Regions from separate parts of the Homo sapiens genome. Here region 1 is linked to region 2. A link is an interaction called in ENCODE POLR2A ChIA-PET data of the cell type or tissue named here. Cell type or tissue: A673. All regions are shown on one strand. Links, peaks and the distances in the headings refer to the core of each region. The heading gives the core; the rest is flanking DNA. Region 1 overlaps PRKCB (protein kinase C beta). Region 2 overlaps NDUFAB1 (NADH:ubiquinone oxidoreductase subunit AB1).

Region 1 (12,519 bases), core at 1,582-9,581, 490 kb after region 2:
GAGCTTTGGGCCAAAGGCAAGGGAGGGAACCATCTGGACAAAGGGTAGTTAGTACACACTGTGACCTGAAGAGGGAGCTCAAAGCCCCCCTCCACTCCAGGGCTGATGTGAGGATGTGAGTTAAGGACTTGGATGCTGCTCTTGGGGCTTTCAGAGATAGGGGAGGAGCTTAATGACCTCGTCTTCATGATATACCCTAAGCATTCTCTCTTGGCTTTCCATTTGAGACTTACTCTGCCTTCAGACCTCTCAGAACTCTGCATATCTGGTATGGTAAGAGGAGCCTGAGCTACCTCTTCTCTGCATTGCCTTGAAAACAAAACATGGCCGGGCACGATGGCTGACGTCTGTAATCCTAGCACTTTGAGAGGCCAAGGCGGGTGGATCGCTTGAGCTCAGGAGTTTGAGACTAGCCTGGGTAACATGGTGAGACCCTGTCTAAAAAAAAAAAAAAAAAAAAAAAAAAGACAAACAGGACTGGGGAAAAGGAATAAGAGGAGCCCGTCCAACCTTCCAATTTCCACCAATTTTAATGTGGATCCAGAATTGAGAATGCTAGTCTAGCTCAACTCAACAGGGCCAGTGGTTCTACTTGTGATTGGGGGTAAAGGTCCTAGGGTAGTAAAGAGAGTGAGTACCTGCCTGGCTTGTCCGCTCTGCACATGTCTCTGGGCAGTAGCTGTGGGATGTGGTCCTGGACACTAGATCCCATCTGTCTCCTCCTATGGAGGCAGGATCTTACAGGGAACAGCCGGCAGCCAAGGCTAGCTGGAGTCTGGCCTACACCATATAAGGAGATGGTGCAGGAAAGGCTGAAAGTTATGGTGGGGGCCGAAGAGGGCGTTGAGTTGCAGTAACCATGCCCAAGCCTTTGTGGAGTTAATGATCACAGTGGACACATTCTGGAGGGGTCGTCGGCATCACTGGGCCCTGCTCCAGGATCTCAGCAAGGATGTTATTATTATCATGAGGGTGCCCAATTCAGTTTGCTACTTGTTTATGGGCTGATTGCAATTTGGATAGAGTTTAACCCCCACCCCACCCCCGCCTTTTGTTTTTAAAAATTTGCTGAGGTGAAATTCACATGACTTAAAATGATCTGTTTTAGAGTGAACAGTTCAGCGGCATTTAGTACATGCACAGTGTTGTGCAACCACCACTGCTATTTAGTTCCAAAACATTTCCATCATTCCAAAATAAAGCCCCATACTGATTAAGCAGTGACTACCCATCCCTGCCTTCTCCCAGCCCCTGGCAACCATCAATCTGCTTTTGTTTTTAATTTTTTTGAGACAGGGTGTTTCTCTGTCACCCAGGCTGGAGTGCAGTGGTACGATCATAGCTCACTGCAGCCTGGAACTCCTGAGCTCAAGCAATCCTCCCACATCAGCCTCCTAAGTAGCTGGGACTGTAGGCATGCACCACCATGCTCAGATAATTATTATTTTTATTTTTTATAAAGATGGGGGTCTCCAACTCCTGGCCTCAAGTGATCCTCCCACCTCAGCTTCCCAAAGAGTTGGGATTACAGGTGTAAGCCACCACAACCAGCCAATCTGCTTTCTTTAACTCTCTCTTTCTCTCTCTCTCTCTTTTTTTTTTGAGATGGAGTTTCCCTCTTGTCACCCAGGCTGGAGTGCAATGGCATGATCTCTGCTCACTGCAACCTCTGCCTCCTGGGTTCAAGCAATTCTCCTGCCTCAGCCTCCCAAGTAGCTGGGATTACAGGCCTGTGCCACCAGACCGAGCTAATTTTTGTATTTTTAGTAGAGACGGGGTTTCACCATGTTGGCCAGGCTGATATCGACCTCCTGACCTGAGGTGATCCACCCGCCTCAGCCTCCCAAAGCACTGGGATTACATGTGTGCGCCACGCACCTGGCCTAACTCTCTCTCTCTTTTTAAGGCTGTTTAAAAATGAAACTATTCAGTAGCTCAAGTATACCTTACTGTAAAGAGGAAGTATTTATGCAGTGCTCAGTCATCTTGATCAGAGATGATTATCAAAACATCAAAATATCTCTATGCCAGCTGGCAACTAAGAAATACCACCAGATGTCCTCTGCCTCTCTGGCCTTGTTAGTTTCTTCTCCAAGAGCCCTTGGATGTGATCTGATAATGAAAAGGTGAATGTCTAGTTCAGTGGGAGCCTTCACATCTACCCCAGGGCTTTGGCTGTCTCCAATCTGATGGATAAACCGCTTGCTAAATATTTTGACTATCAGCCCTGTGATTAAGGTCAGGATTAGAACTGTTGTATTTGTAAGAACCTCTCCTAAAGATGGCCTCCCATTGCCCACCTGTTTGAATCCTACCTGCCTTAAACATTTTTGCCATTTTTATTTATTTCTTAGAAACAGGATCTTGCTCTGTCTCCCAGGCTGGAGTACGGTGGTACAATGTTGGCTCATTGCAGCCTCAGACTCCTGGGCTCAAGTGATCCTCCCGCCTCAGCCCCTTGAGTTACTGGGACTACAGGCGCATGCCACCATGTCTGGCTAATCGTGAAAATTGTTTTTGTAGAGACAAAGTCTTGCTATGTTGCCCAGGCTAATCTCAAATTCCTGGCCTCAAGTGATCCTCCCTCCTTGACCTCTCAAATTGCTGGGATTACAGGTGTGAGCCATTGCGCCTGGCCGGTTTTTTAAATGTCTCAGTCTAAAGTTCAATATTCATCCCCTAGCCCCTAAGCCATGTTTTTAACACCTCGATAAACGATGTGCTGACTTTACCTAAAATGTGTCCAGTATTCCTTCTGAGATGGAAAGATGCTATTTTGGGGGTAAATATGTTGATCTTTTCCAGAAGGAGTCCAAGACAGCTGATGATAGCTTTTGCTTGTTCTCTATAGAAGAGCAAGTGATGGCCGGGCGTGGTGGCTCACGCCTGTAATCCCAACACTTTGGGAGGCCGAGGCAGGCGGATCACGAGGTCAGGAGATCGAGACCATCCTGGCTAACATGGTGAAACCCCGATACAAAAATATTAGCCGGGCGTGGTTGGTGGCGGGCGCCTGTAGTACCAGCTGCTGGGGAGGCTGAGGCAGGAGAATGGCATGAACTCAGGAGGTGGAGCTTGCAGTGAGCCGAGATCATGCCACTGCACTTCAGTCTGGGTGACAGAGCAAGACTCCATCTCAAAAAAAAAAAAAGAAGAGCAAGTGATGTGTTTAAGACACACCTCGAAGCTACTGCCATAGAATGTGTGACCATGGTTATGGATTTCATAAGGGGCACCCTAAGAGGGAAAAATAATCTGACCCAGATGGATCTTCCGAGGCACTGTGATGTCGTGCCTAAGAGTGCAGCCTTGGGAGGAAGACAGAGAGGGTTCAAATCCCGCTCTACTGTTATCAGCTCTCTGTATACCTTGGACAAGTCACTCAACCCCCTCAGCTGTCAGGTTCCACATCAGTAAAATGGGGAAAACAGTAACACTCACATCATAAGGTTCTTGTAAGGATTCAATGAGATAATTCATGTGCAGTCCTTAGAATAGTGCTTGGCTCATATAGTAAGAGCTCATTCACCGTCAACTATTATTATTTAATCTATTTTCTATCATATTTTGGAATAAAACATTTTGGCTTACTAAAAAAGAACAAAAAGAACATGTATTTAAAATCAGTAGGCAACAGTGAGTCAGTGAGGATGTTCTGAGAGTAGGAATGACATGATAAGATCTGCGTTCTGGGAAGATTAATTTGTCTGAAGCTTATAGGGTGACCTGAAAGGAGACGAGGAGGGGAGGGAAATCTGTAAGGAGGCTGATGCAACGGTCTAAGCTGCTTTGTGCAATATGGCAGCCACTAGCCACGTGGGGCTGTTTAAATTTAAATTAACGAGCTTGGCCTGGTGGCTCACACCTGTAATCCCAAAACTTTGGGAGGCCAAGGTGGAAGGATTGCTTGAGGCCAGGAGTTTGAGACCAATCTGAGCAACATAGCAAAAACTTGCCTCTACAAAAAATAAAGTTAGCCAAATGTGGTGGGATATGCCTATAGTCCCAGCTACTCGGGAGGCTGAGGCAGAAGGCTCACATGAGCCCAAGAGGTTGAGACTACAGTGAGTCATGATTGCACCACGCACTCTAGCCTGGGTGACAGAACAAGACCCTATCTCAAAAAAAAAAAAAAAAAATTTAATTAAAGAAAATTAAATAAAATGCAAAACTCAATTTTTCCAACACAATAGCCACATTTCAGGTATTCAGTGGCCTCATGTGGCTAGTGGTTACTATACTGGACATCAAACACTTCCATTATTTTAGAAAGTTCTATTGGACAGTGTAACTGTAATAGGTTCACTGCCCAATGCATGCAGCAAGTCAATACACTAAGCCACTGAGTTGCAGCAGAGAAACAGGTTTAATTGTAGGGAAGAGACAGGAGGAAACCTCAAATCCATCTCCCAGAGGAGTCTGGGGCTAGGATTTTTAAGGGTTTTGCAGTGGGCTGAAGTGTGGAGATTGTTGATTGGTGGAAAAGAGCAGGATGGAGTCATGGGACAGGGAGATAAAGAAGCTGTGTTCTCTTGCTGATTCAGTTCCTCTGTTTGGGGTCTTTAAACTGGTTGGCATCAGCTATTCTGCTGGAATTCAGGATCTGTTTAAGCAACTCTTAAACAAAAGCCTATGATTCTAATGTCAGAAATCCTATCTGTAGGAACAACGAGGTTGCAAATGGTCAGTATCCAGTGTTACCTGACTTTTAGTTGCAAGGAAGTGGGTCAAAGTTAGCCTGATTAATGCTGAATTGTAACTATATTTCTGTCCAGAATTCTTCCTACCCTGGTGAGGCTGGCTTCAACAACACTGGTCAAAAGCAGTGGTTTTCATACATGAGTGTCACATCAGAGTCATCTGGAAAGTGTGTTAAAATACAGGTTGCTGGGTTCCATCCTCAATTCAGCAGGTCTGAGCAGGGCCTGAGATCATGCATTTCTTTTTTTTTGTTTGTTATTATACTTTAAGTTCTAGGGTACGTGTGCACAATGTGCAGGTTTGTTACCTATGTATACATGTGCCATGTTGGTGTGCTGCACCCACTAACTCGTCATTTACATTAGGTGGGAGGAATAACATTAGGAGATCATGCATTTCTAATGAGTTCCCAGGTGATGCTGACGCTGCTAGTCTGGGCCACACCCTTTGAGAACCACTCTCTGAAACAGGACTTCTCAGTCATGGTGTGAGGGAAAGGGGAGTTGTTTGGAGCATGTGAAAAGCCTTATTTATATGCCCCAGTTAAGCCCAATTGGGATTTGGACTCAGCCTCTTTCCAGGATTGGCAGTTGTTGGCAGATGTACAGGAGTGCTTTTGGCTTTTCTGGTTAAAAGAGGTGAAAGGTGGGGCTAATTCAGAGTATGGAGATCAGAGGGGTGAATCATGGAGCAAAAAGGGGGCCTTATCTGCTTCTTCATCCATTCTCTCTGTCATCCTGGAGCTCAGCTTTTGGGGCCTGATAGGGAGAAAGACGAGACAGAAGCTTTCAGAACTGAGAAGTCAGAATTCACTGGCTTTGTTCCTCACTAATACCTTGACAACTTTCTCCCTAAGGCAGTGGATGACTCACGTCTAGCTGCATGGTCTGGGGGGAGGAGCCTCAGGGTACAAGTGACAGAATTCAATGAAGTGCAAAGTGGGAGAAACAGGCACTTCAAACCTCAACGTATTACCTTGCTACAAGTGTGCCTTTAACTCACTGTTTGAGTCACAGAAGGAAACAGCATAGGGCTTGCTCTCAGGGAGCCGGAGTATAGCATCTGCTGATGGCCAGGGTCACTGGAATATTTGCCTCTGTCTGGGCAGAGTTTAGAATAACAGGCAGAGGCATAGGGTGGGGGCTGTGCCGGAACTCTGTCTATCTCATCTGTGTACCCTTTTATAGATGGTCATCGGATTTGTATTTGCATCTCAGTGTAGTCAGACATTCTTCCAGAACACTCCAGCAGTGCTTCTGTGCCTGCTGGAAAATAGCTGCAGCTCTCTCCTGAGGCAGCTCTTCCCACAGTCCCAGCTGCTCCCCTGGGATCCTCCTTGGACCTCCCCATAGCCTGGCAAGTAAACTTAGCACCTGGGCATATCAGGGGGCCTCTAGGACCCTGTTCCAGTACTGAGCACAGCATCAGTACTGGTTAGCTTGTGCTTGGGCTGTGCCATTTGGAAGTATTTTGAAGATGCACATGCACGTGTGTGTGTGTCTGTGTGTCTACGGTGGTGAAGAATGGAGGGATGTGGGATGGGGCAGATTCAGTAGATGCCTTGAGATATGGATAGTTTGGTAAAATTATGATAATAAGAAAATGGAAAGGATGCCAGTTTCCTTCCAGCTAGTTAAGACCCATTACTTTACTCATTGACCCACCTAACCCATCCATCCATCCACCCATGCATTCATCTCTCCATCCATCCATCCATCCATCCATCCATCCATCCAATCCATACATTCATCCATCTAATCCATCCATCCATCCACACATGCATTCATCTCTCCATCCATCCATCCATCCATCCATCCATCCAGTTCATACATTCATCCATACATTCATTCATCTGTCTAACCCATCCATCCATCCACTCAGCCAACTCATCCATCCATGTAATCATATATCCGTTTAGGATAAATGTATCCAGCACTCTCTTTTAGTGCTTCTGTGTGACTGAGGATGTTTGACAATGAAAGGAGGAAGCATTCATCTGCTGGGACCCCTTCTAACAGATGTTTTCTTCTCCCTTCATCCCTGAACAACAGTAGGAGAAACAGGAAACTTGTCTTCAAATGGTAGCCCTTTTCCCTGACTGTCTGAGGATCATGGTCTGAGAATGTGCCTCTCAGTTTTTAAAAATCCTTGAATTCCATGATTCAGTGATGTAGTTAATGTAGACAGGGCTCTTCTATCAAAGCAGGGAGCCTATTGAAGATATGAGAAAATATGCACTGTTTCTCTAGAGAAGGGAAGTAAACCCGCCTTCCTCAGAGCTGGGAAGGCTTTTGTCCCAAGCTTCTGAAAATTAAACCCATCACTTAACGTTCTCACTGAGCAGATTGCGGGGCTTCTGGCCCTATGCTGCTTGGGTTGTGCAGAGCTGCCGACAGACAGTTTTGATTGAATGTCCAAATTAAGCTGCCAAGCAGCGACTCTGCAGCTCCAGGGACTCCATGTTAGTATTTATGTCACATCTTTAGAAATAATCACATTGCAAAGCAGCACCCAGAGCCATGTCTGCAGCCGCTGCAGCGTGGGAGAGGGGGCTGTTGAGCACCTCCTGCCTCCATGCTTCATGCTGCATTTACTCAGCACCCAAGCAAGGGTGGGGCCCCATGGCACGCCATCCTGGTTCCTGTCCCGAGGATATGAGTGAGGAATTGGTAAACCTCGTCTGTCCTTCTTGTTTTCACTTAACTTGAGGCAGGAGGTGGTCTCCAAACAAGAAGTAAAGCTAACTTATTGGATGCCTGACTCCCAAACCATCTGTCCTAGGCAGACAGAAAGACCCTCAGGGCCAACCTGAGGGGAACAGATGTTTATGGGGGGCAGGTTTACTCTTGTTTTTCCAAGCTGGGCTGAAGAGCTCCTCTTCCATCTGCATCAAGCCCTGAAAACTCTGCCGTGCATGAGTAAAGTAGCAAGTGCTGCATCCCCCAGTGAGATCCAGTGGTGACATTGTCCACACCACTGGGGAATGCTAGTTATTAAGAGACTGGGCTTGTGAGAGCTCAAAGGTGGACTAACCCAGATCTTCCCTGTCGAGGGAAATGGTCTCTAGACTTGTGGGGTTGTGGTTGTGTGGAGTCAGAGTAAGTGTGGAGCAACGCTGGGAACTGTAGGACCCTGAATGACCAGGGAAACCGCTGTAGAAAATAGTTGACACTAAACTGGGTTTAGGGGGTCATAAAACCTCCAAGATTTCAAAGCTTCTGGGTCCCAGGAGGACTCAGTTACTGAGCACAAAAGTTGCATGGTTTTGGTGTCAGGCCTCTGAGCCCAAGCTAAGCCATCATATCCCCTGTGACCTGCACGTATACATCCAGATGGCCTGAAGCAACGGAAGATCCACAAAAGAAGTGAAAATAGCCTTAACTAATGACGTTCCACCATTGTGATTTGTTCCTGCCCCACCCTAACTGATACGATATATTCTCCCCCGCCCTTAAGAAGGTACTTTGTACACCTATCCCAAACCTATAAGAACTAATGATAATCCCATCATCCTTTGCTGACTCTCTTTTCGGACTCAGCCTGCCTGCACCCAGGTGAAATAAACAGCCTTGCTGCTCCCACAAAGCCTGTTTGGTGGTCTCTTCACACGGACACACGTGACATTTGGCAGTGTTGCAAAACCCTCAGAAGTCCGAGTATCAGCTGGACTGAACCTTGGGGCACCCGCGTTGTGTCTAGTTCCAGTTTGTTAAGAATTAGGTGCACAAGACCAGCCCCCCTTTTACACAATGATTTCTTTCTCTCAGATTTAGAGTAACATTTTTTTTTCTAACTAAAAATGTAATTAATGCTCAACTGAGACCATATATTGAATGTCTCCTTCTTCCAAATTCCCACTGAAGTGACAAAGAGATTAAAAATGGAAAAAAATTGATCAGGGTGACAAACCAGAAAAATGGTATCAATCAGATGCCAGAATCTTTGGGGAATTTTTCTAAGATACAATTCAGACAATCCAAGCTGATTTTGTGTTCTCTTTTCCAACATCTAAGCCTCTTATACAATACTTTTAAAAAATGTAATTGCGTTGATTGGTACTTTCAGAACAATGTTAAATTATGATAGTGATGGTGGGCATTCTTAATTTGATTGTGGCCTTAATAGATATGCCTCTAGAGTTTTACCCGTAAGCATAATGAAGGCTGTTGGTATATTTATTACGTCAAGAAAAGCATTCATTTATTTCTATTTTTCCAAGTGTTAAAAGGACGAATGGTTATTGAATTTTGTCAGTCGCCTTTTTCGTCATTTTTTAAGATAATTATATAGTTTTTCTCCTTTGACCTAGTTTTATAGTGAATCATATTATTAATAGATTTTCTAAAATTATGAAAGATTTTTGTTTGAAGAGTGTGCGATCGGTTTCTAGCTTTTGAAAGATCACTTTGGTGGGGGAGTGAAGGAAGGGCTCAATAGAAGACCACAGGCAGGAAACCAATGAGGAGGATCTTAATTTCACCCAGAGAGGAAAAGTGAGTGGCCAGGGAGCAATCATATGAGCAGCTGCTGTTTATGAATCACTCATCACCTGCCCAGCACAATACCAGGATTCAAATATAACTTAATAATCACAGTAATTCTATGGCACACTTATTATTGTTCAGATGGCAGTGATATGAATAGTAGGGACTCAGGTACACAAAATGAGAAAGAGGCAGATCAAACAGCACGGGGTTGTAGATTGCACCAAAGGGAGGAGACCAGAATGATTTCTAGATTCTTACTGGGGCAGTTGGGTGGATAGTTCAACACTCACTAAGACTGGCATTGAAAGACAGGGAGGAGACATGGTGGTGTCGGGGGAGCAGGAGGATAATGAGCGTTGTTGGACATGTTGAGTTTAGCGTACATATGGGACATCCAGTACAAGATAACCAGTGGACAGTTGTACATACAGTTGTAAAGGTCAGTAAAGAGGTGTGGGTGGGAGTTGTCAGTATTTAGGTAGAAGTAAAATCATAAGAGTAGAGCCCCTGGAAAAATACGGAAACTAACAAACAAACTTCCGAATAATCCATGGTTTAGTTCAAAGAAGAAGTCTCAAGGGAAATAAGAAAATATTTTGAATTGAAAGAAAATAAAAGTATAACACATGATACTTTGTGGAATCCAGATTAAAAAGTGCTTAAAAGGAAATTTATATTGGTAAATTCTACCAACACTTAAAGATGAAATAATACTGATTCTCCTAAAAAGTAGATGAGAAGGGAACATTTTTCAACCTATTTTATGAGGCTAGCATTACCCTCATACCAAAACCAGACAAAAATAGTACAAGAAAACTACAAGCAAATATCTCAAATATTTTCTTCCAGTTCGTCATTTGTGTTTTGCAGAACAAATGTTTTTAAACTTTAATAAAGTACAATTTATCATTTTTTTCTTTTATAGGTCATGTTTTTAGTGTCATGTGTAAGAACTCTTTGTAAACATAAATATAAAAATCTTCATAGAAATATTAGCAAATTAAATTCAGCAATATATAAATGAAAAATACACTCCGTCCAAATGAGTTTTATCCTGAGAATGCAAGCTGGCTTAATAATAAAAAAAAAAATCAACCAATGTAATTTACCATATTAATAATCTAAAGAAAGAAAAAAAATTAACATATCAATTGATGCAGAAAAAATTGGACAAAACTCAATATTCATTTATGATGAAAGTTCTCAGCACACTAGAAATAGAAGGGAACTTTCTTGATCCAATAAGAAGTATCTACCAAAAACCTGTAACATACTTAATGATGAAAAACTGCATGCTTTCTCATTAAGCTATGAAACAAAACTAAAATGTTCATCCTCCCCAGTCCTATTCAACATCATGTCATAACCAGCACAGTAAGATAAAAAAAATTTTTAAAGGCATGTGGGGCTCGGCTCGGTGGCTCATGCCTGTAATCCCAGCACTTTGGGAGCCTGAGGTGGGTGGATCATCTGAGGTCAGGAGTTCGAGACCAACCTGGCCAACATGGTGAAACCCCCACATCTACTAAAAATACAAAAATTAGTCGGGCGTGGTGGCAGATGCCTGTAGTCTCACCTACTTGGGAGTAGGCAGGAGAATTGCTTGAACCTGGGAGGCAGAGGTTGCAGTGAGCTGAGATTGCACCACTGCACTCCAGCCTGGGTGACAGAGCAAGACTCTGTCTCAAAAAAGTAATAATAAAATAAAAAATAAAAACCATATGGAATGGAAAGGAAAAAAAGAAAAATTGTTTCTATACACAGAAAACAGTATTGTTTATGTAGAAAATCCACAGGAATCTACCAAGAAATTACTAGAAATAATGAGTGAGTTTAGCTGGGTTGCAGCATACAAGTCAACACACAAAAATCAATTGTATTTCTATATATTAACAACTAGAAACCAAAAATTTAAAAAATACTACTTACAGCAGCTGCAAAACAAAGGAAATATTTAGGTATAAATCTAACAACACATGTCTAGAATCTATATGCTAAAAATTCCAAAACACTGAAAGAAATCAAAGAATACCTAAATAAATGAAGAGATAACCCATGTTCATGGATTGAAAGACTCAGCAGAGTGAAGATAGCAAGTCTTACGATTGATTTGTAGGCTTAATGAAATTCAAGTCAAAATCCCAGCAGGATTTTTTGTATGTTTGGACACAGTGATTCTAAAACTTGTATAGAAGGGCAGTGAATCCAGAATGGCCAAAACAATTCTTAAGATGAAGAATAAAGTTGGAAGAATTACTGTACCCAATCTTAAGACTTACTATATAAAGCTTCAGTAATCAAATGTGATATTGGTGACAGGATAGATACACAAGCCATTGGAACACAGTAGAGAATCCAGAAATAGACCCACACAAATACGGCCTATTGATTTTCAACAAAAGTGCGAAAACAATGAAATGGAAAAAGGACGGTCTTTCAACAAATGATGTTGGAATGATTAGACATTCATATGAAAACAAAATGAACCTTGACCTCCATCTCACACCTTTTGCAAGAATTAACTCAAAATGGGTCATGGAGCAAAATATAAAGGTATAAAATTTCAGAAAACACAGGAGAAAATCTTTATGACCTGTAGTTATACAAAGAGTTCTTAGACGTGACACTTAAAAACGTGACCCATAAAAGAAAAAAAAAAAAGTGGTAAATTGTACTTTATTAAAGTTTAAAAACTTTTATTTTGCAAGAAACAAACTATAAACTGGAAGAAAATATTTGCAAATCACATATCTGACAAAGGACTTGTATCCAACTCATTGTATCAGAACTCTCAGACTCATTTGTATGAAGCCAGCCTTACTTAAAATGTAATCTAAAAACCTGAACAAACACTTTACCAAATAATACAAGGATGGCCAATACATTCATGGAAAGATATTCAATATCACTAGAAATTACAGAAATGCAAATTAAAACCACAATGAGATACCATTGCACACTTACTAGAATGGCTAAAATAATGATGATAATGATAATAAATACTGTCAATATGGTGTGCTAATGAGTATGCAGAACAAGAGGAACTCTCATTCATCACTGTGGGAATGCAAAATGGTACAGCTGCTCCGGGAAAGTGTGGCAGCTTCTTATAAAGCTAAACAAACGCATATAACTGAATGATCCCACTCCTAGTTATTTATCTTAAAGAAGTGAAACTTTATGCTCACACAAGAACCCGTGAGTATATCAGCTCTATTTGTAATCACTAAAATTTGAAGACCACTGAAATATTCTTTAACAGTTGAATAGATAAACCTTGATACATCCATGCAATAAAATACTACTCTGCAATAAAAAAGAATTAACTGTT
Region 2 (12,519 bases), core at 1,939-9,938:
GTCTAGTGTAACAATGTATGATTTTCATAACTGAGGATATGCTTTCTATTGCTAAAAAGGGGCCAGGTGCAGTGCCTCATGCCTGTAATTCCAGCACTTTGGGAAGTGGAGGCGGGAGCATCTTTTGAGCCCAGGAGTTCGAGACCAGCCGGGGTAACACAGTGAGACCCCATCTCTATAAATAACTTAAAAAATTAGCAGTGGTGTGCCTACTTGGGAGGCTGAGGCAGGAGGATGGCCTGAGCCTGGGAGGTTGAGGCTGCGGTGAGCCACAGTCGTGTCACTGCACTCAGACTGGGTGACAGTGAATGTCTCAAAGAACTCAAAGAAAACGAGGTTTGCATTCGACCCAGCAATCCCATTACTGGATATACATAAAGGAATATAAATCATTCTACCATAAAGACACACACATGCCTGTGTTCACTGCAACACTATTCACAATAACAAAGACATGGAATCAACCTAAATGCCCATCAACTGCAGACTGGGTAAAGAAAATGTGTAGGCTGGGTGCAGTGGCTCTCGCCTGTAGTCCTAGCACTCTGGGAGGCCAAGGCGGGCGGATCATTTGAGGTCAGGAGTTCGAAACCAATCTGGCCAACATGGTGAAACCCCATCTCTAATAAAAATACAAAGTATCCGGGCATGGTGGCGGATGCCTGTAATCCCAGCTATTCAGGAGGCCGAGGCAGGAGAATCACGTGAACTGGGGAAGCAGAGGTTGTAGTTAGCCAAGATAGCACCATACCACTCCAGCCTGGGCGACAGAGTGAGACTGTCTGAAAAAAAAAAAAAAAGAAAGTGTGTATACACACACACACACACACACACACCACACACACTCTCCATGGAATACTATGCAGCCATAAAAAATGAGATCATGTCCTTTATGGTAACATGGATGCAGCTGGAACCAGTATCCTAAGTGAACTATCACAGGATCAGAAAACCAAATACCACGTTCTCACTTTAAGTGGGAGCTAAACATTGAGTAAACATGGACAGAAGGGAACAACAGGCACTGGGGCCTACTGGAGGGTGGAGGGTGAGGCTCCAAAAAACACCCATCAGGGACTGGGCACAGTGGCTCACATCTGTAATCCCAGCACTTTGGGAGGCGGAGGTGGGCGGATCACCTAAGGTCAGGAGTTCAATACCAGGCTGGCCAACATGGTGAAACCCCGTCTCAACTAAAAATACAAAACATTAGCCAGGTGGTGGCGGGTGCATGGTGGCGGGTATAACGTCAGCTACTTGGGAGGCTGAGGCAGGAGAATCGCTTGAACCTGGGAGACGGAGGTTGCAGTGAGCCAAGATTGTGCCACTGCACTCCAGTCTGGGCGACAAGAGCGAAACTCCTTCTCAAATAAAAAAACCCATGGGGTATTATGCTTATTACCTGGGTGATGAAATAATCTGCACACCAAACCCCATGACACATAATTTACCTATATAACAAACATGTACATGTACCCCTGAACCTAAATAAAAGTTAAAAAAAAAAAAAAAAAAAAAAGGACTATGTCTGCCTAACATGCCTGGAATAACTCTAGAGCAACCCAGAAGGAACCAGCGTATTGGTACCTGCAGGAAGGGAAGCAGATGTGAGTGTGGACCCAATCCCAGAGCTGACTCCCATCCTTCGACCACCTCATCTCTCAGCCATGAGATTCTCTGCTGGCTGAGGGCCCCTCACCTTAGTCCCTCTGCCTCAAAGACACTACTTACTGTAGGCCTTTGGTTCCTCTTCCTTCCCCATACTAGAAAGTCAGTAAAAGGAGAGGAATTATTTTGATGTAACTCTCAAACTAAACTCTTCAAGAGCTAAGCAATGCATACATGTTATTTACATCAACCCCAAGGAACCAACACAGTGCTAAGAGTAAAAGGGGCAGAACCAATAATGATGTGTGACAAATCAAACTGTGGTTTGATGTGTGGCAATGTCAAACTGACCTTCCAGGAGGAAAGAGAGCCTCCCATTCTCCAAAACTGTTAAACTGTATTAAAAGGGATCTTTAGGACAGTGATGAAAAACTAGTCCCACCTGCTGATATCAGCTGACACATCTGATAATAAGCTAATGGAAACCAAAACAAAGTTTTTTTTGAAGCAAAAAGTCCATTTCCATGAATATATTCACTCCTGATACGAAGGTGGGGAGACAGCCTTACTTCAAGTACATGGCTGGGGAAGCCATTGTTTTTGACATGCATGAATACAAATGACAAATCAGACCTTTAAAAATATTAAGCAATGTCAGTATACAAACATAAAAAAGCACTTTATAGACATCATTGAAAAACTGAAGATGGGGGAAAATGTTGGTTTTATAGATTTATTTTCAAAGAGTAAAACACATACAATTTAAATACAAGTCCATCAGAATCACTCTGTCAGAGTCAGCAAGAATGCCAAAATGTGTCCTCACTGCCAGACATTCGTCACTATCATCTGAGTCCTCTCTCAGCAAAGCCAAAGGGTCTGGAAAAGACAAAATAAGTTCAATGTTATTTTTGATGTATTCTTACTAATGATAAGTGACATCTTTCAGGTGCTAAAAATGCAGCCTCTGGCTGAGTGCAGTGGCTCATGCCCGTAATCTCAGCACTTTGGGAGGCCAAGCTGGGCGGATCACCTGAGGTCAGGAGTTCGAGACCAGCCTGGCCAACATGGTGAAACCCCATCTCTACTAAAAATATAAAAATTAGCTGGGCGTGGAGGTGCACGCCTGTAATCCCAGTTACTCAGGAGGCTGAGGCCGGAGAATTGCTTGAACCCAGGAGGCGGAGGTTGCAGTGAGCCGAGATTGTGCCACTACACTCCAGCCTGGGCAACAGAGCAAGGTTCCATCTTTAAAAAAAAAAAAAAAAAAATGCAGGGTCACTAAAAGCTAAAGACTAAAAACACTAATACAATGTTTTAATTCAAAAAGTCTTATTTGATTATTCTAGGTCCCAAGTAACAAAAGCTACTATTTACTGAGAGGCTTCTTTACATCATTATATCAAGTGATATATATACTCTCTTCAATTTTGCTTTCACAAAAGCCCCAGGTAGGTCCTATCATTACCACCATATTACATATGAGGAAACTGAGGCTTACAGAGCTAAGCAGCCTGCCTGAGACCACCAGGCTTATAGTGTGTGGCAAAGCTGAGAATAAACTTGGGTGTCTCTGACTCCAAAGTCCATCCTCTTATACATGAGGCCTCTCTTGCCTACTTAAGAGCCAGGTCACTTCAGTGTCTTACCCAGCAGGCTGGGCTTACCTTGGCTGAGTAATTGAGGGAGACAGAGGTCTGTTTCCAGGTTACCCTGTTCAGTACTTTGTACAATGTTCTGCTTTTGTGAGGACAGCTGACAATCAAGGGAGTTCTATCCAGGAATGACAGTTCTCAACCTCTCAAAGATCACCACCAGGGCTGGGCCCCTTTGAGTGGCAGACAACAGGAAAGGGCTTGCATTTTATAAGTAGTGAAAAATCTTGGTCAAGCATTTCCATTTTCTGTTTCTTCTTAAGTTTCCTTTATTGAAGAACCACAGACAAATCTATGGGTGAACATCATTTTTTAAGTCTATTTACCTGATACTTTATTCATATACATCCTTCTTATCTGCAATGTAATCTACAATTTCTTGTGGACACATTAACTTTTCAGCATCTATATCAGGAATTTCAAACCCTAAAAGAAAAATATACAACAATGTGAGAGAGTTAAAAAAAAAAAATCCTTTAGAACTGAACACACCTGACCCTTCTACAACAGCTACAAGTATATCAAAACTTTCAGCAACCTTGAATCCCATATAGGTTGTGGGCCAGTTAGCTTCTAGACAGTATGCATACAGGTTGGGTACGATGCTTTGGAGGTATGTTTGTTTGTTTGTTTGTTTGTTTGTTGAGATAGAATTCACATAATAGAAAATTCCTCCTTGTATATACCATATAATTTGGTAGTTTTTAGTATATTCACATTGTGCAACCATCACCATTGTGTAAAAGAAACCCAGCTCCCTCTCCCTCTCCCCACGGTCTCCCTCTCCCTCTCCCTCTTCCCACGGTCTCCCTCTCCCTCTCCCTCTCCCCAAGGTCTCCCTCTCCCTCTCCCTCTTCCCACGGTCTCCCTCTCCCTCTCCCTCTCCCTCTCTTTCCATGGTCTCCCTCTGATGCCGAGCCGAAGCTGGACTGTACTGCCGCCATCTCTGCTCACTGCAACCTCCCTGCCTGATTCTCCTGCCTCGGCCTGCCCAGTGCCTGCGATTGCAGGCACGCGCCGCCACGCCTGACTGGTTTTCGTATTTTTTTGGTGGAGACAGGGTTTCGCTGTGTTGGCTGGGCTGGTCTCCAGCTCCTAACCGCGAGTGATCTGCCAGCCTCGGCCTCCCGAGGTGCCGGGATTGCAGATGGAGTCTCGTTCACTCAGTGCACAATGTTGCCCAGGCTGGAGTGCAGTGGCGTGATCTCGGCTAGCTACAACCTCCACCTCCCAGCTGCCTGCCTTGGCCTCCCAAAGTGCCGAGATTGCAGCCTCTGCCTGGCCGCCCATCGTCTGGGATGTGAGGAGCCCCTCTGCCCGGCTGCCCAGTCTGGGAAGTGAGGAGCGCCCCTTCCCGGCCGCCATCCTGTCTAGGAAGTGAGGAGCGTCTCTGCCCGGCCACCCATCGTCTGAGATGTGGGGAGCGCCTCTGCCCGGCTGCCCAGTCTGGGAAGTGAGGAGCGCCTCTTCCCGGCCACCATCCCGTCTAGGAAGTGAGGAGCGTCTCTGCCCGGCCACCCATCGTCTGAGATGTGGGGAGCGCCTCTGCCCCACTGCCCCGTCTGGGATGTGAGGAGCGCCTCTGCCCGGCCGCGACCCCATCTGGGAGGTGAGGAGCGTCTCTGCCCGGCTGCCCCCTCTGAGAAGTGAGGAGCCCCTCCGCCCGGCAGCCGCCCCGTCTGAGAAGTGAGGAGCCCCTCCGCCCGGCAGCCGCCCCGTCTGAGAAGTGAGGAGCCCCTCTGCCCGGCAGCCGCCCCGTCTGGGAAGTGAGGAGCGTCTCCGCCCGGCAGCCGCCCCGTCAGGGAGGTGTACCCAACAGCTCATTGAGAACGGGCCATGATGACGATGGCGGTTGTTTCGAATAGAAAAGGGGGAAATGTGGGGAAAAGATAGAGAAATCAGATTGTTGCTGTGTCTGTGTAGAAAGAAGTAGACATAGGAGACTCCATTTTGTTCTGTACTAAGAAAAATTCTTCTGCCTTGGGATGCTGTTGATCTATGACCTTACCCCCAACCCGGTGCTCTCTGAAACATGTGCTGTGTCCACTCAGGGTTAAATGGATTAAGGGTGGTGCAAGATGTGCTTTGTTAAACAGATACTTGAAGGCAGCATGCTTGTTAAGAGTCATCACCACTCCCTAATCTCAAGTACCCAGGGACACAAACACTGCGGAAGGCCCCAGGGTCCTCTGCCTAGGAAAACCAGAGACCTTTGTTCACTTGTTTACCTGCTGACCTTCCCTCCACTATTGTCCTATGACCCTGCCAAATCCCCCTCTGCGAGAAACACCCAAGAATGATCAATTAAAAAAAAAAAAAAAAAAAGAAACCCAGTGCCCGTCAGCAGTCACTCCCCATCCTCCCTAGCTCTGGCAACCACCCGTGTACTTTCTATCTCTGGATTTGCCTCTTCTTGACATTTCATGTAAATGGTATATAACGTGTCATCTTCTGTGTCTGGCTTCTTTCACTCGGCACGTTCTCAAGGTTCGTGTGCTGTAACACACGTCACCCATGCATTTTTTTTTTTATGATGGTTGGGTTTTTATAAATGGCTGGGTTTTGGTAGTTAGCTTACTTTGGCCCAAACACTGTGCTGAGCATTTTACACATCATCTCTAATTCTCACAGCAATTCCAATCCTGGGGTTCCTACTATTATCACCCCCACTTTACAGCTGAGGAAACAGGCTTTGAGAGATACAGTTACTTGTCCAGGCTCATACCTGACTAAGCTCAATTCCAGACCTGGTACTCTTAAGCACTAGGCAAAGGGATTCCATCCTAGTCAGCATCATCTGTGAGGAATTTTAACTAGGCCCTGCTCTGCAGAACAGCACAGAAGTCCTTTGATTTCCTATTCAGCCAACTCACGCAGAAACAGCCATGGAACCTTATAAAGGTCTCACCTGCCCAACACACAGTCCCAAACTTGGAGTGTGCTTGTGAGCCAGGATAGGAGACCAAGGCCAGAGGCTCTGGGTGCGTCTCTTGTCCTGGCACACATTACTTCTACCTGGTTCGCGTTACCCGAGCTCAGGAGGGGCTGACATGTCATCAGCATGTGTTCCGGGGAGGCTTTTGCCCTTTGTCTTAGAACCCTGTCTGAAGAATCAGTCCCCTGGAACCATCTCTGGTCATTCGGCTCTTGGCACCACACTGGGCACTCTGCTGGGCTTGTGCAAGGTGCTCTCTGAATAAATGTACCATCCCTAAAGCTTACTTCACCTGATGGTAAGTGGGCAGGAAGGTGTGTGTGAAGGGCAGTGGATGCTACTGTTTCTATTAATATTTAATTCTAATTCCAATTCAGACGCCCACCACTTCTTTCAGTTTAATCCACCTTAATCAAAAATCGCAGTGTGTAGATAGAAGACTGAGCCTTACCAAATTCGTCTTCCATGGCCATGATAATCTCCACTTGGTCCAAACTGTCTAAGCCCAGGTCTTTCATAAAATGAGAATTTACTGAAAGCTGCAAGAAAGGAGCACCAAACACAAAATTTAGTCCATGAAAGCATCTGCTTCCCAAGATAACAGGGTGGTACAATGCCACTTAATCACTATATTGAATTTATTATACTTTAAGTTTTAGGGTACATGTGCACAACGTGCAGGTTTGTTACATAGGTATACATGTGCCATGTTGGTTTGCTGCACCCATCAACTCATCATTTACATTAGGTATTTCTCCTAATGCTGTCCCTCCCCAAACCCCCTACCCCTTGACAGGCCCTGGTAAATGATGCTCCCCACCCTCTGTCCAAGTGACCTCATTGTTCAGTTCCCACCTATGAGCGAGAACACACAGTGTTTGGTTTTCTGTCCTTGTGACTACATCGAATTTTTTTTAACATACAGAGGCTATAACTGACATTTTATATGTAACCTATGCTAGTATGTACATGGTTTGCTTTATCTTACTCTGTTTTGAAGTGAACAATATATACATAGCTAATGAAGGATTTCACTCTAATGTTGTCTGTTTTTTGGTTTTTTGAGAAAGTCTTGCTCTGTCACCCAGGCTGGAGTGCAATGGCACGATCTCGGCTCACTGCAAACTCGGCCTCCCGGGTTCAAGCAATTCTCACCCCTCAGACTCCCGAGTAGCTGGGATTATAGGCGTGCACCACCACGCCCAGCTAATTTTTGTATTTTTAGTAGAGACGGGGTTTCACCATGTTAGTCAGGCTGGTCTCGAACCCCTGACCTCGTGATCCACCCACCTTGGCCTCCCAAAGTGCTGGGATTACAGGCGTGAGCCACTGCGCCTGGCCAAAGTGTTTACTATCACCCTATCACTCTAATTTAGACCTCAGGATCACCAGGAATGATTCTTCAAAAACCCAAATCAAAAAAAAAACTGCCTTACCTACACAACAGATTCAATTTTTTTTCGTTGTTAGATGGAGTTTCACCCTGTCATCCAGGCTGCAGTGTGCAGTGGCATGATCTCGGCTCACTGCACCCTCTCCCTCCCGGGTTCAAGCAATTCTCTGCCTCATCCTCCCGAGTGGCTGGGATTACAGGTGTCTGCCACCACGCCTGTCTAATTTGTGTATTTTTAGTAGAGATGGGGTTTCACCATCTTGGCCAGGCTGCTCTTCATTTCCTGACCTCATGATCCACTCGCCTCGGCCTCCCAAAGTGCTGGGATTACAGGCGTGAGCTACCACGCCCGGCCCCACTTGTGTTTTTATTATTTATTATTATTTTTGAGATGGAGTTTCACTCTTGTTGCCTAGGCTGGACTGCAATCACGCTATCTCGGCTCACTGCAACCTCCACCTCCCGGGTTCAAGTGATTCTGCTGCCTCAGCCTCCCGAGTAGCTGGGATTACAGGTATGTGCCACCATGCCCGGCTAATTTTGTATTTTTAGTAGAGATGAAGTTTCTACATGTTAGTCAGGCTGGTCTTGAATTCCCGACCTCAGGTGATCCGCCCGCCTCGGCCTCCCAAAGTGCTGGGATTACAGGCATGAGCCACAGTGCCCGGCCAGTTGTGTTTTTTAAAAAGGGTGAGAGATACATACATATAATATACACACGTGTGTATACTTCTTTAACATATGCATTGAGTACCTTTGGAAACATACATGAAACTGGTAGCGCTGGCTATCTCCCAGAATGGGCCTGGGTGTCTGGGAGCCAGGGAGATTTTTACTGAGTATCTTTCCCTTTGCATTTTCTAGCATGTAATTAAATACTCTATATTTAAAGAAAAAAATTCAAACCACCATCAGTTACCTTCTCTGGGTCAATCTTGTCATAGAGTTTCAATACGTAAAGAACACGGTCCTGGATGCCCTCTAACGTCAAAGGAGGCATGTCGCTATACTGGCGGCACAACTGTGTAACTCTACCAGGAACCTAGAGCGACGGCAGGAAGGAAACACTGTCATTGAATGGAAAATACCTCTAAATCAATGCACAAGCCTATAGGTAACTTTCACAGAACTTTCGGGGCTTTAGAGAACCCACAGCATCTGATTCTCATTGTGGCCACCAGGACACACTAAGTTGCAGGACTGGGTAATCGCAGAAGCCCCAACAGTTCAGCAGCATCTCAGGCCTCCTTCCTGGGAGTCAGGACCGGCCCCTCTGCCTCCTGGCTTCAACCCTCAGGCTCTGGACATTCATACTGCTCTGCGACACTAACTGCCACTAAAATTGTCTAGCGTCTGCAGAATGCCTGTGTCTTCTCATGGCATCTTCAGCATCCCGAGGCCTCTACAGGGTGCTGCCACCTTTAATAGGCTGACCCAAGTCAAAATAACCCAAAAGGAAAGAGCTGTCATGGTAAACCCAAAGGCAATTCAAATTGAGGACCATACACCAGAAAGGTCTAGTTTGGTTCCAGCAGTTATCTCCCTGATCTCAGCCAGGACAAAGGAAGCTGGCCTCCCACCCAAAGAGGGGATGAGGGAGCTTACAGTCACTACATTCCAATCTGTTTCCCTTCCAGCGAGGCTTGCCTCATGGCCACCAGCCAAACCATGAGCCCTTCTGGCCTGTGCCATGTTAGAGCAATACCTCACGTATCTCTGGTATTAGTCGGCTCAATGTTTAGGTATTAGGGTATTGACCAGATTTCATTCAACAAATGTGGAATGAGCTGCAATTACAGGTCAGGGGGTTTAATGCTGTGGAAGGTACGACGCAGAATCAGAGAAAACAAAACAGGGTATCTGGCAGTTTTGCTCACTACTGAAATCCCTAATCTGGCTAGTCGTGGTGGCTCACGCCTATAATCACAACACTTTGGGAGGCCACGGTGAGCAGATCACCTGAGGTCAGGAGTTCGAGACCAGCCTGGCCAACATGGTGAAACCCCGTCTCTACTAAAAATACAAAAATTAGCCAGGCGTGGTGGTGGGCGCCTGTAATCCCAGCTACTCAGGAGACTGAGGAAGGAGAATCGCTTGAATGTGGGAGGAGAGGTTGCAGTGAGCCGAGCCTGCGCCATTGCATTCCAGCCTGGGCGACAAAGCAAGACTCCGTCTCAAAAAAAAGAAAAAGAAAGAAATCCCTAATCTAAATTGGTTTGTTTACCTCCTGAAGTTGATTTTAAGTCCGAGGCTTGGCGTTCTTCAGGCATTTCCCTATAGAAAGTGGGGCTGCTTGTTAGGGCTCAGGTCCCTGAAACTCACAAAGGTCCATGAAAAATCATAATAAATACTGCCCAGAGAACCAAACCAGTATAACCTCTGTAGAAGAAACATTCATCTTGCATAAAGAACAGGTATTGGGCCGATGTGTGTCTCACACCTGTAATCCCAGCACTTTGGGAGGCCGAGGTGAGCCAATCACTTGAGGCCAGGAGTTCGAGACCAGCCTGGCCAACATGGTGAAGCCTCGTCTCTACTAAAAATACAAAAATTAGCTGGGCGTGGTGGTGTGTGCCTGTAATCCCAGCTATTCAGGTAGCTGAGGCATGAGAATTGCTTGAACCCAGACAGAGGTTGCAGTGAGCCGAGACTGTGCCACTGCACTCCACCTTGGGCCACAGAGCGAGACTCTGTCTCAAAAAAGAAAAGAAAAAGAAGTCAGTTATTAAAATCAGGTTTAGGCTGGGCGCAGTGGCTCACACCTGTAATTGCCACACTTTGGGAAGCCGAAGCAGGCGGATCACGAGGTCAGGAGTTCGACACTAGCCTGACCAACATGGAGAAACCCCGTCTCTACCAAAAATATAAGTTAGCTGGGCGTGGTAACATGTGCCTGTAATCCCATCTACTCAGGAGGCTGAAGCAGAAGAATCGCTTGAACTTGGGAGTCGGAGGTTGCAGTGAGCCAAGATCATGCCATTTACACTCCAGCATGGGTGACAGAGTGAGATTCCGTCTCAAGAAAAAAAAAAAAAAAATCAGGTTTAATCAGCAAACTAAAGAGATGAGTTGGAGAGTATGATAGATATTCTAACGAGCCTTTCTGAGTACTTTCAAGAGTTTTAGAGCATGTTTCTTTGTCTAAATGTCTAGTCTCCTTTCGTATTATACATGGGTTAAGGAGACCTTTTATACAGGCACATGACCGGCCTACTTAACAATGACTCAAATAGGTTTCCAAGTCACAAATAAAATGGAGAAGAAAGGAATAAAGAGAAAGGGGGAGAAGAAATGAGGTAATATGGCAATGGCAGAAAAGAAATTTCAGTTGGAGGGATCTAACAGAGGCTGTGTGCTTATCAAGAAATGGTACGAGGCCAGGTGTGGTGGCTCACGCCTGTAATCCCAGCACTTTGGGAGGCCAAGGTGGGCGGATCTCTTGAGGTCAGGAGTTTAAGACCAGCCTGCCCAACACAGTGAAACCTCCATCTCTACTGAAAGTCCAAAAATTAGCCGGGCATCGTGGCGTGTGCCTATAATCCCAGCTAATCAGGAGGCTGAAGTGGGAGGATCACTTGAACCTAGGAGGCAGAGGTTGCAGTGAACTGAGATCATGGCTCTACACTCCAGCCTGGGCGGCAGGGTGAGACTCTGTCTCCAAAAAGAAAAAAAAAAAAAAAAAAAAAAAGAAATGGTACGATGCCAGGTGTGGTGGCTCACGCCTGTAATCCCAACACTTTGGGAGGCCAAAGTGGAAGGATCGCTTGAGCCCAGGAGTTCCAGACCAACCTGGGCAACAAAGCAAGACCCCTGGTGAGGGTATATTCTATGTTCGTACACAACTACCCATGAGGCCAACTAGGTTGTCAGCATTGTCCTCAGCAGCTCCAGCAAGTACCTACAAGGGCCAGGTGGGCACCATGTGATTAAATTAAACGAGTCTCTGACTGGAGGCCACATGCCAATCTAGAGTGGGTGCTGCATCAGGATCAGCGTGAGGCAGTAAGTTAGTGGGCAAGAGCTCAGACGCTGAAACTAGACCACCTATGCCTGCACCATGGTGCTGGCTCTCACTAGTTGTTTGGCCTTGGGTGGGTTACTTAACCTTCTACATCTCAGTTTCCTCATCTGTAAAATGGGGATAAACAACAGTACCACACTCACAGGACTGTTGTGAAGCATCAGTGAGATGAAGTAAAGGCTTGGACATTGGCTGGCACTTAACACAGTAAGTGCTATTTAGGGTTATTTAGTAGGATCCTGAGAACAATGACCAGCAGCAGCTAGTTTGATACCTTGGCTGTAGCGTAGCCCCAAAATACTTGATCCTACTACCCTCTCATGCTCCTGCCTCTGGTCTCTTTTTTTTTTTTTTTTCAGACAGAGTCTCACTGTGTTGCCCAGGCTGGAGTGCAGTGTTGTGACCTTGGCTCACCACAACTTCTGCCTCCCAGGTTCAAGTGATTCTTATGCCTCTGCCTCCCAAGTAGCTGGGATTACAGGCGTGCACCACCATGCCTGGCTAATTTCTGTATTTTTAGTGGAGATGAGGTTTTACCATGTTGGCCAGGCTGGTCCTGAACTCCTGGTCTCAAGTGATCCACTCACCTCAGCCTCTCAAAGTGCTGGGATTACATGCATAAGCCACCACGTCCCGGCCTCCATTAATTTCTTATCAGCTCAGGCTATGATATTGCACTTTACACACATCATCTTTCTTCAGCTCTCCAGTATTCTGGTGAGATCCATGATACTATCACCCTCCTTTTTACAGATGAGAAACTGAGGCAAGGGAAGGTTAGGTATCCTCCTCACCCCATGTCCTTCCAGCATGGCCTCCTGGAAGGTCTTGCTGCTCCTTCTAACTGGATCTCTGTTGATTGGGAAAAAATAAAAGGGATACAAAATGGACAAGCACCTCCCCAACA

The links. Peaks named below come from ENCODE experiments on the same cell type or tissue, not always from the same donor. Only the 100,000 strongest peaks of a DNase experiment are listed, where the experiment ranks them.
Region 1: POLR2A ChIA-PET joins it to region 2 with 10 read pairs; 2 of 35 experiments call an interaction of 5 or more read pairs at or near these places.

What each region holds. Positions count from the first base shown.
Region 1 is chr16:24,070,997-24,083,515 of GRCh38, forward strand. All of the region lies in intron 5 of PRKCB (protein kinase C beta), which reads left to right. Among named protein-coding and RNA genes, the nearest start is that of MIR1273H, 130 kb to the right of the region's middle. RefSeq lists enhancers at 4,519-5,331, 5,332-6,144. In A673, for the core only: no CTCF peak of the experiment used is centred there; a DNase peak (open chromatin) is centred at 5,575.
Region 2 is chr16:23,578,687-23,591,205 of GRCh38, forward strand. It overlaps NDUFAB1 (NADH:ubiquinone oxidoreductase subunit AB1), which reads right to left. Exons shown (of 5, transcript NM_005003.3): 2 at 8,511-8,633; 3 at 6,650-6,737; 4 at 3,590-3,689; 5 at 2,328-2,487. The coding sequence ends at 3,598. Among named protein-coding and RNA genes, the nearest start is that of NDUFAB1, 11 kb to the right of the region's middle. In A673, for the core only: no CTCF peak of the experiment used is centred there; no DNase peak of the experiment used is centred there; H3K27ac peaks cover 447 bases.